Regions from separate parts of the Homo sapiens genome. Here region 1 is linked to region 2. The links are chromatin loops, found by intact Hi-C in ENCODE. Cell type or tissue: endothelial cell of umbilical vein. All regions are shown on one strand. Each heading gives the region's core, and the rest is flanking DNA. Links, peaks and the distances in the headings are about the cores only. Region 1 overlaps ARSG (arylsulfatase G). Region 2 overlaps ARSG (arylsulfatase G).

What was found. Peaks named below come from ENCODE experiments on the same cell type or tissue, not always from the same donor. Only the 100,000 strongest peaks of a DNase experiment are listed, where the experiment ranks them.
Region 1: it touches region 2 in a loop (3-fold over the local background); 20 of 110 quality-filtered maps call a loop at or near these places.

The regions. Positions count from the first base shown.
Region 1 is chr17:68,351,276-68,358,696 of GRCh38, forward strand. ARSG (arylsulfatase G) reads left to right here. Exons shown (of 12, transcript NM_001267727.2): 5 at 300-411; 6 at 5,392-5,529. Among named protein-coding and RNA genes, the nearest start is that of ARSG, 63 kb to the left of the region's middle. RefSeq lists an enhancer at 5,473-5,532. In endothelial cell of umbilical vein, for the core only: no CTCF peak of the experiment used is centred there; DNase peaks (open chromatin) are centred at 3,226 and 4,006; H3K27ac peaks cover 1,384 bases.
Region 2 is chr17:68,298,878-68,306,298 of GRCh38, forward strand. The region is part of intron 1 of ARSG (arylsulfatase G); the gene reads left to right. Among named protein-coding and RNA genes, the nearest start is that of ARSG, 11 kb to the left of the region's middle. In endothelial cell of umbilical vein, for the core only: no CTCF peak of the experiment used is centred there; a DNase peak (open chromatin) is centred at 3,524; H3K27ac peaks cover 2,272 bases.

The DNA.
Region 1 (7,421 bases), core at 2,097-4,596, 52 kb after region 2:
GAGTATGTCCATAATTTCGTTGAAGATGTTAGGCATTCAATAATTCTCTCCACTTCCTCCCAAACTGGGTTAATTCTAATCACAAGATGTTTTGCAAATCTAATCTAACAGCCAGAACCCAGCAAAGTGATTTTCTATGCATACTACAAAGGGATATTAATCAAATCCTCTTATAATTACATACTCTATAGCACTGCAGTATTAAATCATAGGAAATTACATTTTTGTCGTGGGTGTACAAAGGCAAGCACATGGAGTCGCAGCCACGTGGGGGTGCTAACCGGTTGCTTCTATTCCAGGTTTTGATTACTACTTTGGAATCCCATATAGCCATGATATGGGCTGTACTGATACTCCAGGCTACAACCACCCTCCTTGTCCAGCGTGTCCACAGGGTGATGGACCATCAAGGTAATGCTGTCTGACACATTTGCGATAGGCTCCAGGACAAGGCAAAGTTCCAAGACTGTGGTCCATCAGCAATAAATTAAAGATGCAGACAGGAAACAGTTAAGACGGCAAATAAGATACACGGTACATTCTGTGCAAATTTAAATGTGTTATTTGCAGGGAGTGCAAGAAACCTTTCAACGATGAGGTCCACAAAATTCTTCTATTGAAATTTTTACAGGTTCCTCAGACTATTGAGCTCAGCTAGGGAGAGGCTTGTGCTGCTAGGGTCTCACACATGTGGGGCCTCCCTCCTCCTCTGCCTGCTGTCTTTGCTTCTAGCCCAGACACTGGACATAAGGAGGGAGGGAGGGAGAGAGCAGAGGAGAGAGACAGAGGAGAGAGAGAGAGAGAGAGACAGAGGAGAGAGAGAGAGAGAGAGAGAGAGACAGAGGAGAGAGAGAGAGAGAGACAGAGGAGAGAGAGAGAGAGAGAGACAGAGAGAGAGAGAGAGAGAGACAGAGACAGAGAGAGAGAGAACAGGATTCCTTTTGAGCTTCTCCCCGCATGGACAACTAAGCCAGCATTCTGATGTTGGAATGCCAAACAGGCACCAAATAGGATGTTTTGAAAAAACATTTAATGAAATGGGAAAATGCTTATGATATAATAGTAAGTGAAAAAAAAAAAAAAGCAGGAAGCAAGTCATCAACGGTAAGATCCTAATGAGCTCTGTAACCCTATCTTTGTAGTCCTATCAACGGAGACTCAAAGGAGATATGCCATAATGTTATCAAGGAATCTCTCTGGTCGTGGGACTCAGGGTTTTCATTTTCTTTTTTCTTTCTTTTTTTTTTTTTTTGAGATGGAGTGTTGCTCTCTTACCCAGGCTAGAGCGCAGTGGCGCGATCTCGGCTCACTGCAACCTCTGCCTCCCTGGTTCAAGAGATTCTCTTGCCTCAGCCTCTTGAGTAGCTAGGATTACAGGTACCCACTACCACACCAGGCTAATTTTTGTATTTTTAGAAGAGACGGGGTTTCGCCATGTTGGCCAGGCTGGTCTTGAACTCCTGACCTCAGGTGATCTGCCCACTTCGGCCTCCCAAAGTGCTGGGATTTCAGGCGTGAGTCACCGCACCCAGCGGTGACTCTTTCTCCACTTTCTCTTTATTTTCCTCTTTGTCATTGTATTTCCTAAGTATCCTGAGATGCATTTATGATCACAAAAAAAAGATGATAAGCCTCACTCAGGTAATAAAGCAGCACAAAACACGTGTTCCCTTGTTCGGACAGAGCACTGTGGTTATTTCTAAGGCTACAGTTGTCTGAGCCACTTGGGAAAGGTGAGTCTCAGCTCGTCTATCTATAAAACAATAGTTAATATAATAGTGGGTATTTATTGAGAAATTGTTACATTCTAAGCACTGTCTATATTTATCTGTAATCCACGTGACCACTGTGTGAGGTAGGTATTTCTTAGGTTGGTGCAAAAGTAATTGCGGTTTTTGCTGTTGAAAGTAAAACCACAATTACTTTTGCACCAACCTGATACCTGATTTTACAGATAAGGAAGCTTATGTTGCCCAGGTTACACCGGAGCTGGAAAGAGGTAGGAATGGAGATTCCAATCCAGGTCTCTCTGAGTCCAGAGCCCATATGCCCTTCCTATCTTTGCTACTCATAGCATAGTCATTGAACCAGCATGGTGGATATCACTTACATGCTTGGTAGAAGTGCACAGATTCACATCCTACCCCCAGGTCTGCTTTTTAACAAGACTTATGCATGCAGTGAGCTATGATTGCATCACTGCACTTCACCCTGGGTGACAGAGTAAGATCCCGTCTCAAAAAACAAAAACAAAAACAAAAACCAGCCCAGGGATTCTGCACATTATGGCATGAAAAGCGAGGCTATAGAGCATCCTGCTGCCCTTCTTACCCACCGTGGCCTGCTGGGCATACCTGTAATCACACCTGGCCATATGAAGGTATGACATATGTCAGCCAATCTCTTTTTAAAATTTTAAAATTTTAATTAATTTATTTTTTGGAAGGATGGAGTCTCGTTCTGTTGCCCAGGCTGGAGTGCAGTAGCACAATCTCTGATCATTACAATTTCCGCCTCCCAGGTTCAAGTGATTTTCCTGCCTCAGTCACCTGAGTAGCTGGGATTACAGGCTTGTGTTACCATGCCTGGCTGAGTTTTGTATTTTTAGTAGAGATGGGGTTTCACCGTGTTGGCCAAGCTGGTCTTGAACTCCTGACCTCAAGTGATCTGCCTACCTCGGCTTCCCGAAATGCTGGGATTACAGGCATGAGCCACTGCACCTGGCCTTCTTTTTCTTCTTCTTGTTCTTTTTTTTTTTTTTTTTATTTCAATCCTGTTCCTTCTGTATTTTTTTATTTTTATTTTTTAATTTTTAATCTATGTTAAAAATCTCTTTTTAATCTATGTTAAAAATCCAGTAGAAAGCCAGGTGCAGTGGGTCACTCCTGTAATCCCAGCACTTTGGGAGGCTGAGGTGGGTGGACCTTGTGAACCCAGGAGTTTGAGATCAGCTTGGTCAACACAACAAAACCCCATCTCTACAGAAAATACAAAAATTAGCTGGGTGTGGTGGCCCATGCCTGTAGTCCCAGCTACACAGGAGGCTGAGGTGGGAGGATGGCTTGAGGAGGAGGTTGCAGTGAGCTGAGATTATGCCACTGCACTTCAGCCTGGGTGACAGAGCCAGATCCTGTCTCAAAAAAAAAAAAAAAGAAAAAAAGAAAAAAAAATCAAACAGAGAAATAATGGGTGGCTTAGGAGAGAGAGAAAAACAGGAAAGAATGTAAATGACTCATGGAGTTGCAATGGTATAATAAAAAGCTGAAAAATTCAACATAAATATGCGATTAGTGTTCTAATGCCCAGCATGGTGATAATTCTTTTTCTCTTTTAAAAAATTTGGGATGCCTGTAATCCCAGCACTTTGGGAGGCCGAGGTGGGTGGATTGCTTGAGCTCAGGAGTTTGAGACCAGCCTGGGCAACATGGTGAAACCCGTTCTTTACAAAAAATACAAAAATTAGCCAGGTGTGGTGGCACACACCTATAGTCTCAGCTGCTCAGGGACTAAGATGGGAGTTTGAGGCTGCAATGAGCTGAGATTGTGCCACTGCACTTCAGCCTGGGCGACAGAGTGAGACCCTGTGTCAAAAAAACAAAACAAAACAAAAATTGTGGTTTTTGACAATTATCCACACAGTCTGACCATATCTCCTATATTTCTGTAATGGGGTGTGTGTGCATGTAGGTGTGATGGCAAGTTTTGATTTCTTCACAAATCCTTCCCAGCACTATTAGGATGACGTATTTGCCTGAGAGAACTCCATTCATTACCACCTCTGTCTGCATTGCTCTCAGCTTCTCTCTTGGTTCTCTTTGGTGACCAGGACTGAGAGCTTGAGATTTTTCAGAATTCCTAATACACTGAAGATGTGTGCAATGCACTAACCATTTGTTATCTCCCTTAGACCACCAGCACCCCTGTAAGGATGGCACAGGCCCTCCAATGCTACGGATAAGGAGATAACTCTGGGAGCTTAAGTAACTTGCCAGAGATCATGACCAGAGTCAGACCATGACTCAGCCACATTGATGGGCAGCTATGGGTCAGATTCATTTCAATCTGTAAGACCAAAACTTGAGCTTGTGTTGTTTTGTTTTGAGATGGAGTTTTGCTCTTGTCGCCCAGGCTGTAGTACAATGGCGCAATCTCAGCTCACTGCAACCTCCGCCTCCTAGGTTCAAGCAATTCTCCTGCCTCAGCCTCCTGAGTAGCTGAGACTACAGGCGTGCAGCACCACGGCTAATTTTTGTATTTTTAGTAGAGATGGGGTTTCACCATGTTGGCCAGGCTGGTCTTGAACTCCTGACCTTAGGTGATCCACCCGCCTTGGCCTCCCAAAGTTCTGGGATTACACGCATGAGCCACTGTGCCTGGCCTGGTCTTGAACTTCTGACCTCAGGTGATCTGCCTGCCTCAGCCTCCCAAAGTATTGGGATTACAGGCGTGAGCCACGGCGTCTGGCCATGAGCTTGTTTTTTTTTTTTTTCCAGGAGATGTTATTAGTTTGACTCTTATTTTTTTTCCAACTGCTGAAGTTTCTCCAAATTCTGCAAACATGGCTTAAAATTAAAATTGTCCCAACCCATCTTATGTATTCCTTTTTATGTATTTATTTATTTTTGAGATGGAGTCTCACTCTGTCACCCAGGGTAGAGTGCAGTGGGATGATCTCAGTTCACTGCAACCTCCGCCTCCCGGGTTCAAATGATTCTCCTGCCTCAGCCTCCTGAGTAGCTGGGATTACAGATGTGCACTGCCATGCCCAGCTAATTTTTGTATTTTTAGTAGAGACAGGGTTTCACCCTGCTGGCCAGGCTGGTCTCGAACTCCTGACCTCAAGTGATCTGCTGGCCTCGGTCTCCCAAAGTGCTGGGATCACAGGCATGAGCCACTGCACCTGGCCCATCTTATATATTCTGTCCTATTGACAGACCTGCTATTACATGAAGTCCCAATTGTTGACTTCGGAAAACGCTGAGTTGCACGCCATACACAGAGGCTGGGATTGAAGTGAGACAGCAGAGAAAGCCAGCAATGGGGCTACTGATTGGTGGTGGGACTCTGCTTGACATCATTTAGGTTCTTTAGACCTCAGTTTCTCTCCCCGCAAAATGCAAGTAATAAAAAATAATGTCCCTAGCTCACGAGAGTCTTTGCAAGCTTTACAGAGTGGTCAGCTCGTCCATGGAACATAAATATCTATTCAAAGGGAATGGAAGAAAGCATTATGCATAGACTTTTACACTTGGAGGAAATGGCCAACCAGAAAAATCATTTGGGGCCAGAGTGTTGTATTTATGTGCATATGCATTGTTGCATTAAAGCATTTAGTTCTGCTCCGTGAGTACGTAGGAAATGAATACTCTATGGTCTGTGGTTTCCACACAGGAACCTTCAAAGAGACTGTTACACTGACGTGGCCCTCCCTCTTTATGAAAACCTCAACATTGTGGAGCAGCCGGTGAACTTGAGCAGCCTTGCCCAGAAGTATGCTGAGAAAGCAACCCAGTTCATCCAGCGTGCAAGGTGAGGAGTCTCCCTCCCTCCGCAGGGCCTCCCCCTGCCTCCACCTACCCGTGCACACACACCATGTCCCTTGGCCTCAGCACGCTTGAGGCCATGGCAGAGTTTTGCTGCTCAGCAGAGATGGATGCATACATGTCTCCTATAAGTAAAGCTGGAAAACAGCCCCTTCTGGAAATCTGCGGTCCTGGATTAGAGATTCCTCAGGTATGTTCCTAGAGTCCCTGGGGCTTATCCCTCTGTTGCTTTGATCACGTTCCACTGCCATGATCATTTTGTCCTCTCCTTCTAGGGTACGAGCTCCTCAAGGGTAGGGCCTGCCCACTGCACTCTGGGCACTCAAGGCATTTGTTGAGCTCACTAGCTGGCAGGATGTATTACTTTTCCATTGCTGCTGTAACAACCAACCACTAATTTAGTAGCTAAAACAACAGTAACTTACCCTGCTACAGATCTGGAGGCCAGATGTCTGAAATGAGTCTTAGGGGGCTAAAATCAAGGCATCAGCAGGACTGTTTTCTTGGGGAGTCTCTAGGGAGGATTCCTTCCTTGCCTTTTCCAGCTTCTGGCATTTCTGAGCTATGGCCATATCATTCTCAACTCTAATTCTGTTGTTCACTTGCATCTTCAGTCAAATCTCCCCTCTGGCTCCCACTTACGATAGCACTTGTGATGGCGTTTAGGGTCCACCAGGAGAATCCAAGGTGATCCCCCTACCTCAAGACCCTTAACATAATTCCACCTGAAAACTCTCTTTTGCCATATACCGTAACATTCACAGATTCCAGGAATTAGACCCTGCTTATCTTTGGGAGCTATCCTTCATTCTACCAGACAGAAGTTACAAATTCCCGCATCTAGAAGGCACAGATAGGTAACCTTAAAGAGGGAAGCAGGATGAACGTAAGGCATTAGGGAGTGGTGGGGTCTACAGTGAACCTGTAAGCACATGCCCCATCTGAAGGGGGCAGCTACTACCTAGCTCCAGCTGCTTGGTGCTTCTTTGTGAAAATGTGAACCTGGAATATCACATCTTTTCATTTTACAACAGAGATAGGATACCTGGCTTTTATGTGAAATCTCCTGATCTTGAAATATTAGAAACTACTAATTAACAAAAGGCTGGGGGTGGTAGCTCATGCCTATAATCCCAGCACTTTGGGAGGCCAAGATGGGCAGATTGTTTGAGTCTAGGAGTTCAAGACTAGCTGGGCAACATGGTGAAACTCTGTCGCTACAAGCAATACAAAAATTAGCTGGGCGTGGTGATCTGCACATGTTGTTCCAGCTACTTGGTAGGCTGAGGATGGAGGATCACTTGAGCCTGGGAGGCATAGGTTGCAGTGAGCCAAGATTGTGTCACTGCATTCCAGCCTGGGTGACAGAGCGAGACCCTGTCTCAAAAAAAATATAAAATGAAAAATAAAATAAAATAAAGGTAAATAAGAAAAACAAAGAAGTGGGCTGTGTGCGGTGGCTCCTACCTGTAATCCCAGTGCTTTGGGATTACACTGGGTAATCCTCCAGGATCGCTCGAGGCCAGGAATTCCAGACTAGCCTGGACAACCTGGTGAGACCTTGTCTTTACAAAAAATTATAAAAAGTGGCTGGGCGCGGTGGCTCACGTCTGTAATCCCAGCACTTTGGGAGGCCAAGGCAGGCAGATCACCTGAATTCAGGAGTTCGAAACCAGCCTGACCAACACGGTGAAACCCTGTGTCTACTAAAAATACAAAAATTAGCTGGGAGTGGTGGCACCCATCTGTAGTCCCAACTATTTTGGAGGCTGAGGTAGGAGAATCACTTGAGCCCGGGAGGTGGAGGTTGCAGTGAGCCCAGATTGTGCCACCGCACTCCAGCCTGGGCGACAGAGCAAGACTCTGTCTCAAAAAAAA
Region 2 (7,421 bases), core at 2,073-4,572:
GCCTATCTTCAAATATCATCACACTGAGAGTTAGGGCTTCAACATACAAATTTTGGGGGCACACAAACTTTTAGTTTATAAAAACATATTTCATTGAGAAAGTAGAATGGATCCAGGGCAAGGATAAATCTACAAAAATAGAAAAGATAGTACAAAGCACTGTTTTTCTTAAGAGAAAGTTTCCTATTCTCATGCAAAAATGACAAAGGGAAAAAAATTGAACTTTTTTTTTTTTTTTTTTTTTTGAGACAGAGTCTCACTCTGTTGCCCAGGCTGGAGTGCAGTGGCACTGTGTTGGCTCACTGCAACCTCCGTCTCCTGGGTTCAAGCAATTCTCCTGCCTCAGCCTCCTGAGTAGCCAGGATTACAGGCGCCCACCACCACGCCCGGCTAATTTTTATATTTTTAGTAGAGATGGGGTTTCACCATGTTGACCAGGCTGGTCTCGAACTCCTGACGTCAGGTGATCTGCCCACCTCGGCCTCCCAAAGTGCTGGGATTACAGGCATGAGCCACCGCGCCTAGCTGAAAAAATGGAACGTTGACACGTAAACCACTGATCAGGCTGAACATGACAAGGGGAAAGATATGATGCATAAGGTGGGCCTGCCAAAAAAAAAATCGAACCTGGATCGGATCTCATCCTAGATCTACAAGCCAGTTTACCAGGAAAACGGGTCCAGGGAACATTTCAATAGAGGATACAATCAGCTAAATCCAAAATTTGAGAAATGTTACAGGGCAAACACCGTAATTTATTTACAAATCTATGCAGAGAAAGGAAGAGGGGAGCCATAAATGAAAAGAAAAGAGACACGTGAACCAAGTGCAGTGTGTTGTGAACCTTGTCTGGATACTGATTAGAACAAACCAACTGTTAAAAAAATACTGATGAGATAATGGAGGACATTTGAACTCTGATTGGATTTTTGATGATACTAACCAATTGTTAATTTTTAAAAGGAGGGTGTTATGGAATTGTAGTTATATAGTAAGAATTAACTTTTAGAGAATTGTACCAAAATACTTCTGGATAAAATTATATGATATTTGGTATTGCTTTTTTTTTTTTTTTTTAAGAGACAGGGTCTTGCTCTGTTGCCCAGGCTGGAGTGCAGTGACATGATCACAGCTCACTTGCAGCCTTGAACTCCTGAGCTCCAGCCATCTTCCCACTTCAGCCTCCCTAGCAGCTGGGACTACAGGCACATGCCACCATATCCAGTTATTTTGTTGTTGTTGTTGTTGCAGAGAGATGGGGTCTCGCTTTGTTGCCAAGGCTGGCCTCTAACCCCTGGCCGCAGGTGATCCTCCTGCCTCAGCCTCCCAAAGCGCTGGGATTACACGTGTGGCCCACCACGCCTGGCCTGGGGCTTATTTCAAAATAATCCAGCATATGTGGAGAGGGAGGCTAAGGGAAATTGAAGGAGAGAGCCAGCCTGACCATGTGTTGATAATTGTTGAATTGAAATGTTGGGTAAGTACATGTGAGTTTCTCAACTTTTGTGTGTTTGACAACTTCCATAATAAAATGTTTAATAAGTGATAAGTAAATACAGCTTTGTAAAAGGTTCTTAAAAATGTGGCAAACAGGCTTCCAGTGAGCGAATTTCAGACATTGACCTGGAGCTTTCTTCTTGATCATACCCCTCAGGATTTTTCTTCTCAAGTGGAGGATAGACTTTTAGAGGAAAGACGTTATTCAGAGGTCCATCTCCTCTCTCTGATCTGTGAGCGAGGACACAGATATAATTTCCGCAGGGCTACTGGGTTTTTAGATGCATGGCGTGATGCCACCTAGGCTCTCTCAAACTGGCTCCTGCAACATGGCTTTCTTCTGTGACAGTCTCAACAGGTGGTTCGAGCCTAAAACTAGGCAGGATGTCATATGCCCCCTGTGGATGGGTTTCCTGGCATCGTTGGGTTCACAGAAATGATATTGCCCGAAACAGTGTCTGGTGTGAGGTCTCCAAGCTTTAAAAAAAAAAAAAGCCACTTTGGGAGGCCAAGGTGGGTAGATCACGAAGTCAGGAGATCGAGACCATCCTGGCTAACATGGTGAAACCCCGTCTCTACTAAAAATACAAAAAATTAGCCGGGCGTGGTGGCGGGCGCCTGTAGTCCCAGCTACTCGGGAGGCTGAGGCAGGAGAATGGTGTGAACCTGGAAGGCGGAGCTTGCAGTGAGCCGAGATCGCACCACTGCACTCCAGCCTGGGTGACAGAGTGAGACTCCGTCTCAAAAAAAAAAAAAAAGCATTTTAATTACGTAAGTGAAATTGCTCTCCCAGGCTGGATAGAGGCATTCAAAGATGTCTTGTGCATCTTCTGTTGAGCTTAGACTACTACATCTTGGCCCCTACACTCTAAGAAAGCAGTCTTTCCAAGTTGGGCTAGCCTCAAAATTACATATTGGGGTCTATGGGCAAAAGCCTGGGACACAAGGATGTTTATTACATGTAGATAATAAATAACCCTTTGTCCTGGCTATCGTGGTAACTGGGTTTTCCTTTTCACCTGGATGGACTAGGGTGAGGCAACATGTAAGGAAGTGCTCACTGCCCAGGTGGTGCGAGTACAGGGTGGCTACCCGAGCAGAAGGGCCACCTCCTGACGTTTTGTGCCCTAGGCATTTTGCTTGTCTCGCTCTAGCACTGTCTCTCACCTGGACTCACCTGGACCCATGCAAGAGACTCCTAACTCAGCTGCTTCTTTCATCTGCTGCCCTGCGGGGCATTTGTGTATTCTCAACAGGGCAGGGATTCTGTTACAATGTAAACCAGAGCCTGCTGCTCTTGCTGAATCCCTCTGGCTTCCCATCTCTCGCAGCAAAAGCCTTTCTTTCCTCTCTGACTCTAATCCCTGCCCTTCCTTTCTCCATTGCTTCTGCAGTGGCTTCTTTGCCGCTCCTTGCTTGTGCCAGACCTCAGCCTTTCCCAGTTTCTCTGCCTTTCCTGCTTGGCTTCCTGATGGCTGCGTAGCTTCCTCCCTGACCTCACACAGATCCTTATCCAAATTGTGTTTTCTCGATGAGATTGTCCCAGACCACCCCCTTTAACTTTGCAGCCTCCATCCCATGCCTGAGCTCCTTCTTTGATGTTCTTCACGCTATTTACATTTTATTGATTTCATTTCTCCCCTCACTGTCAAAAAAGTAAGTGGTGTGAGGGCAGGGACTTTTGTCTGTTTCATTTACGGCTGTATGCACTATGCCTGGTTTAAAATCTGTCAGTCAGTACAAATTTGGTGGACAGATGACAGAATGCGTTGGGGAGTTGCTTCCGACAACACGTGAGCAGCTGATGCCCAAGGCCCCTTCTGACAGCCCCTGATGGCTCGTGGCCGCCAGCCAGCACACAGACCATGTTCTGATCTGGGGAGTAAAACAACAGCAGTCCACATCCCAGAGACCTGCTCCCCCCTGCTCTTTTGTCTTTTTTGGCCTCGGCTCATCAGATGCTTTTGTCTCTGGAAAACCAACAGAACCCTCTGCCAGAAAGGTCTGCCCGACCTTCTTGTTATTTCAGCTGTTTTCAAGGTTCTCTAGGAGGATGCTTGGCCACAGGGAGGCCCATGGGAAACGAGGGTCAGGTGATGAAGTGAGTGGCTCAGGAAGCCCAAGGACTTCAGCTCTGTGTTTTCAGACACTGCTCAGCAGATCTTCAGGTTGCTGCATTCCATTCGCTTCTCAGTGCTTCTGGCCCACAGCCTGCCTGTGGGTCATTTGGCTGTTTATCAGTACCTTTACCCCTAAGCAAGCCTGGAAACTGAAGGGAGGTCAAACTTGAGCACACTTAGCAGCCCTGCTTTAAAATGGGGGTCGTGGAGAAGAATAGGAATCATGGGTAAAGCTGATTGTCAACTAAAGTTCACTCTGCTCCTGCTTGGGGAGCATGAGACATGGGAAATTGTTTATGCTTGTGCTCAACAAGGATCTTTCACAGTCAGTTGTGCTCTGATGGAGCAGATGGGCCTTCGTTGTGGGATTTGTTGACTGACGTGGCCGAGTACCTTCTGCCCCAGTGGAAGGAGGGGTGAATGCTGTATTTGCCAAAGACTCTGCCTTTCTTTATAGCCAGGAGTGCTCCTTCCCTGTGTCTACTCTCCTTTCTGAGAGTGATGGAGAAAGAAAAAGCTGGCAAAATAACATCAGATAAGATCTGAGGGTAGCAAGTAAGGCCATTTTCTTTTCTTCCTTTGTTCTAGGGGCTAGATGCAATCAAATGCTTGGCTTATATAGCTGTATGTTTGGAGGTATTGTTTTCAGAGACAGGATCTTGCTCTGTTGCCCAGGCTGGAGTACAGTGGCACCATCATAGCTCGCCACAGCCTTGAACTCCTGGGCTCCAGTGGTCCTTCCACCTCAGTTTCCCAAGTATCTGGGATTGTAGATGTACACCACCATGCGTGGCTAATTTTTTAATTTTTTTGTAGAGATCAGGTCTCGCCATCTTGCCCAGGCTGGTCTCCAACTCTCAGGCTCAAGCAGTCCTCCCACCTTGCCTCCCAAAGTGCTGGGATTACAGGCATGAGCCACTGAGTCTGGCTATGGAACCATTTTCCTTATATTTTTGTTTCGTTTTATTTTTTGAGATGGAGTCTCACTCTGTCACCCAGGTTGGAGTGCAGTGGCGCAATCTCAGCTCACTGCAACCCCCGCCTCCCAGGTTCAAGCGATTCTCCTGCCTCAGCCTCCCAAGCAGCTGGGACTACAGGTGCACGCCACTATGCCTGGCTAATTTTTTGTATTTTTAGTAGAGATGGGGCTTCACCATGTTGACCAGGCTGGTCTTGAACTCCTGACCTCAGGTGATCTGCCTGCCTTGGCTTCCCAAAGTGCTGAGATTACAGGCATGAGCCACCGCACCCAGCCCCATTTTCCTTATAGCACTTGAGCTCAACGTTTGAGCTTAGATCTTAATCAAAGTCTGTACCTGGGCATCCATTCTTTGAGTGTCTGGTCTGCCTTTTCCATTTAGTTAACAAAAATGGGGAAAGGATTAAATGTTTCCCTGGAGGTGTGGGTGTGAAGAATAATGCAGTGGTCTGCTGGCTAGATTCGCTTATTTCCATTCTATGAACATTTTAAGTAATGATTCTCTTTGAAAATCCTCAATGGAATGTTTCATCATGGAACACTGAAGAAACACAATCTGTTTATTTATATTCCCACCTAAATTTTAGCTTCTTTCTTAAGTGAATTTTTTTTCCCTGAAGTCTTGTACATGGGATCCATTCTGAAATGGATTATTGACCAGGCATGAGGCCACTCTAGTGTTCCAAGCTAAGAAGCTTTAAGAGGAAAAGTCTCCTGTGTCTGTTGCACATGGTCAGAAGCCAGTAGAATGATCTCGGAATCAAGCAGCAGGTCCACAGGTGTTTGTTAACCACCCTCCTTGTGCTGAGGCTCTTTCTCCTGAAAAGGGAGATGCCTTTGGAGTCTTAAGATCAACAAATACCAGTTGAGTCTAATTGAGTTTGAGATAATACATCTCCTTTTGGGAAACAGAAGAATTTGCATTTCTGAACAATTGATTCATTGGCCTCCAGATGACATGACTGTTTACTTGGATTTCCTTTTAGTTTGATTAAGTACATATTTGCCCATTCTTTTGGTTTTTATCCCGGTCTTCCAAAATTTACATACCTCTAACCACCCCCATCCATGTGGATTGATCAATTGGGTTGGCTTGCAAGGATGTACAACTGGAAAAAGTGTCTGTCATAATCCCAGGCCTATCTTTTTTACACAGTGGTTCTCCTTTAATCTGCTCCATACACTGGATGTTCAACTGAAGCTTTGTTGTTGTTGTTGTTAATTTTAGATTTAAAAAATACAGATAAGGTCTCACTATGTTGGACAGGCTGATCTTGAACCGCTAGCCTCAAGTAATCCTTCCGCCTCGGCCTCCCAAAGTGTTGGGATTACAGGAATGAACCACAATGCCCAGCCAACTGAAATTTTTGTTTGGTCCACAATTTCAACTCTGTTCCTCCTTATTAAACTTGCAAATTGGCTGGATGTGGTGACTCATGCATGTAATCCCAGCACTTTGAGAGGTTGAGGTGGGAGGATCACTTGAACCCAGGAGTTCCAGACTGGCCTGGGCAATATAGTGAGATCCAGTCTGTACAAAAAGTAAAAAAATTAGCTGGGCGTGGTGGCATACACTTGTAATTCTAGCTACCCGGGAGGCTGAGGCAGAAGGATCGTTTGAACCCAGGAGTTTGAGATTGCAGTGAGCTGGGATCTGTCTCTTTAAAAATAAATACATAAATAAAATAAACTTGCAAATTTAGGGCTTTTAAGTGAACTAGAGCTAATCTAGTTTTATCCTTGGCTCCATTTGCAACCTGCAGCTTAAAGTATAACCTTCAATTCCCGTCTTTCAAAACTCAAGTCTGATTTGTCGTTTTTATTTGTCCACTGAAGTTGAGTCATCAGTTAGATTAAGCAGTTTCCTTTTTCTTCTTGCACTAGCCTCATGATGTTTTTGTTTTCCAGCAACTTTGCTGCTTAAAGTGTGATCCAAAGACGAGCAGTACAGGCCTCACATGGGCTTGTTAGAAATACAGATCCCAGGCCCAGCCTTACCTACTGAATCTGCGGTTTAATCAACATAAAATCCACAGCAGATTCATATGTACCTCCATGTGTAAGATGCACCACTGGTTGAACATGTCTTTAGATTTTCTTATTAAAATTACATGGCTAGGATGCAAAGGGACACATTTCCATGAAAAAAATTTTTTGAAATTTTTTCTAACATTTTATTATGAAAATTACAAACATACAGCAAAATTAAAAGAGTTCTTTAGTAAGCACCCATATATCTGCTACCTAGATTCTATTATTAACTTTTTAAAACCATTTCCTTTTCCCCCAGATTAACTTCTGTCAAGAATTTTGGCTGGGCCTGGGTGTGGTGGCTCACACCTGTAATCCCAGCACTTAAGGAGGCCAAGGCGGGCAGATCACTTGAGAGGTCAGGAGTTCGAGACCAGCCTGGCCAACATGGTGAAACCCCGTTTCTACCAAAAATACAAAAATTAGCTGGGGTGTGTTGGTGGGCACCTGTAATCCCAGCTACTAGGAGGCTGAGGCATGAGAATTTCTTTTTTCTTTTTCTTCTTTTTTTTTTTGAGATGGAGTTTTGTTCTTGTTGCCCAGGCTGGAGTGCAGTGGTGCGATCTCAGCTCGCCGCAATCTCTGCCTCCTGGGTTCAAGCGATTCTCTTGCCTCAGCCTCCCAAGTAGCTGGGATTGCAGGCATACGCCACCATGCCCGGCTCATTTTGTATTTTTAGTAGAACTGGGGTTTCTCCATGTTGGTCAGGCTGGTCTCAAACTCCCAACCTCAGGTGATCCGCCCGCCTTGACCTCCCAAAGTGCTGGGATTACAGGTGTGAACCACCGCTCCCT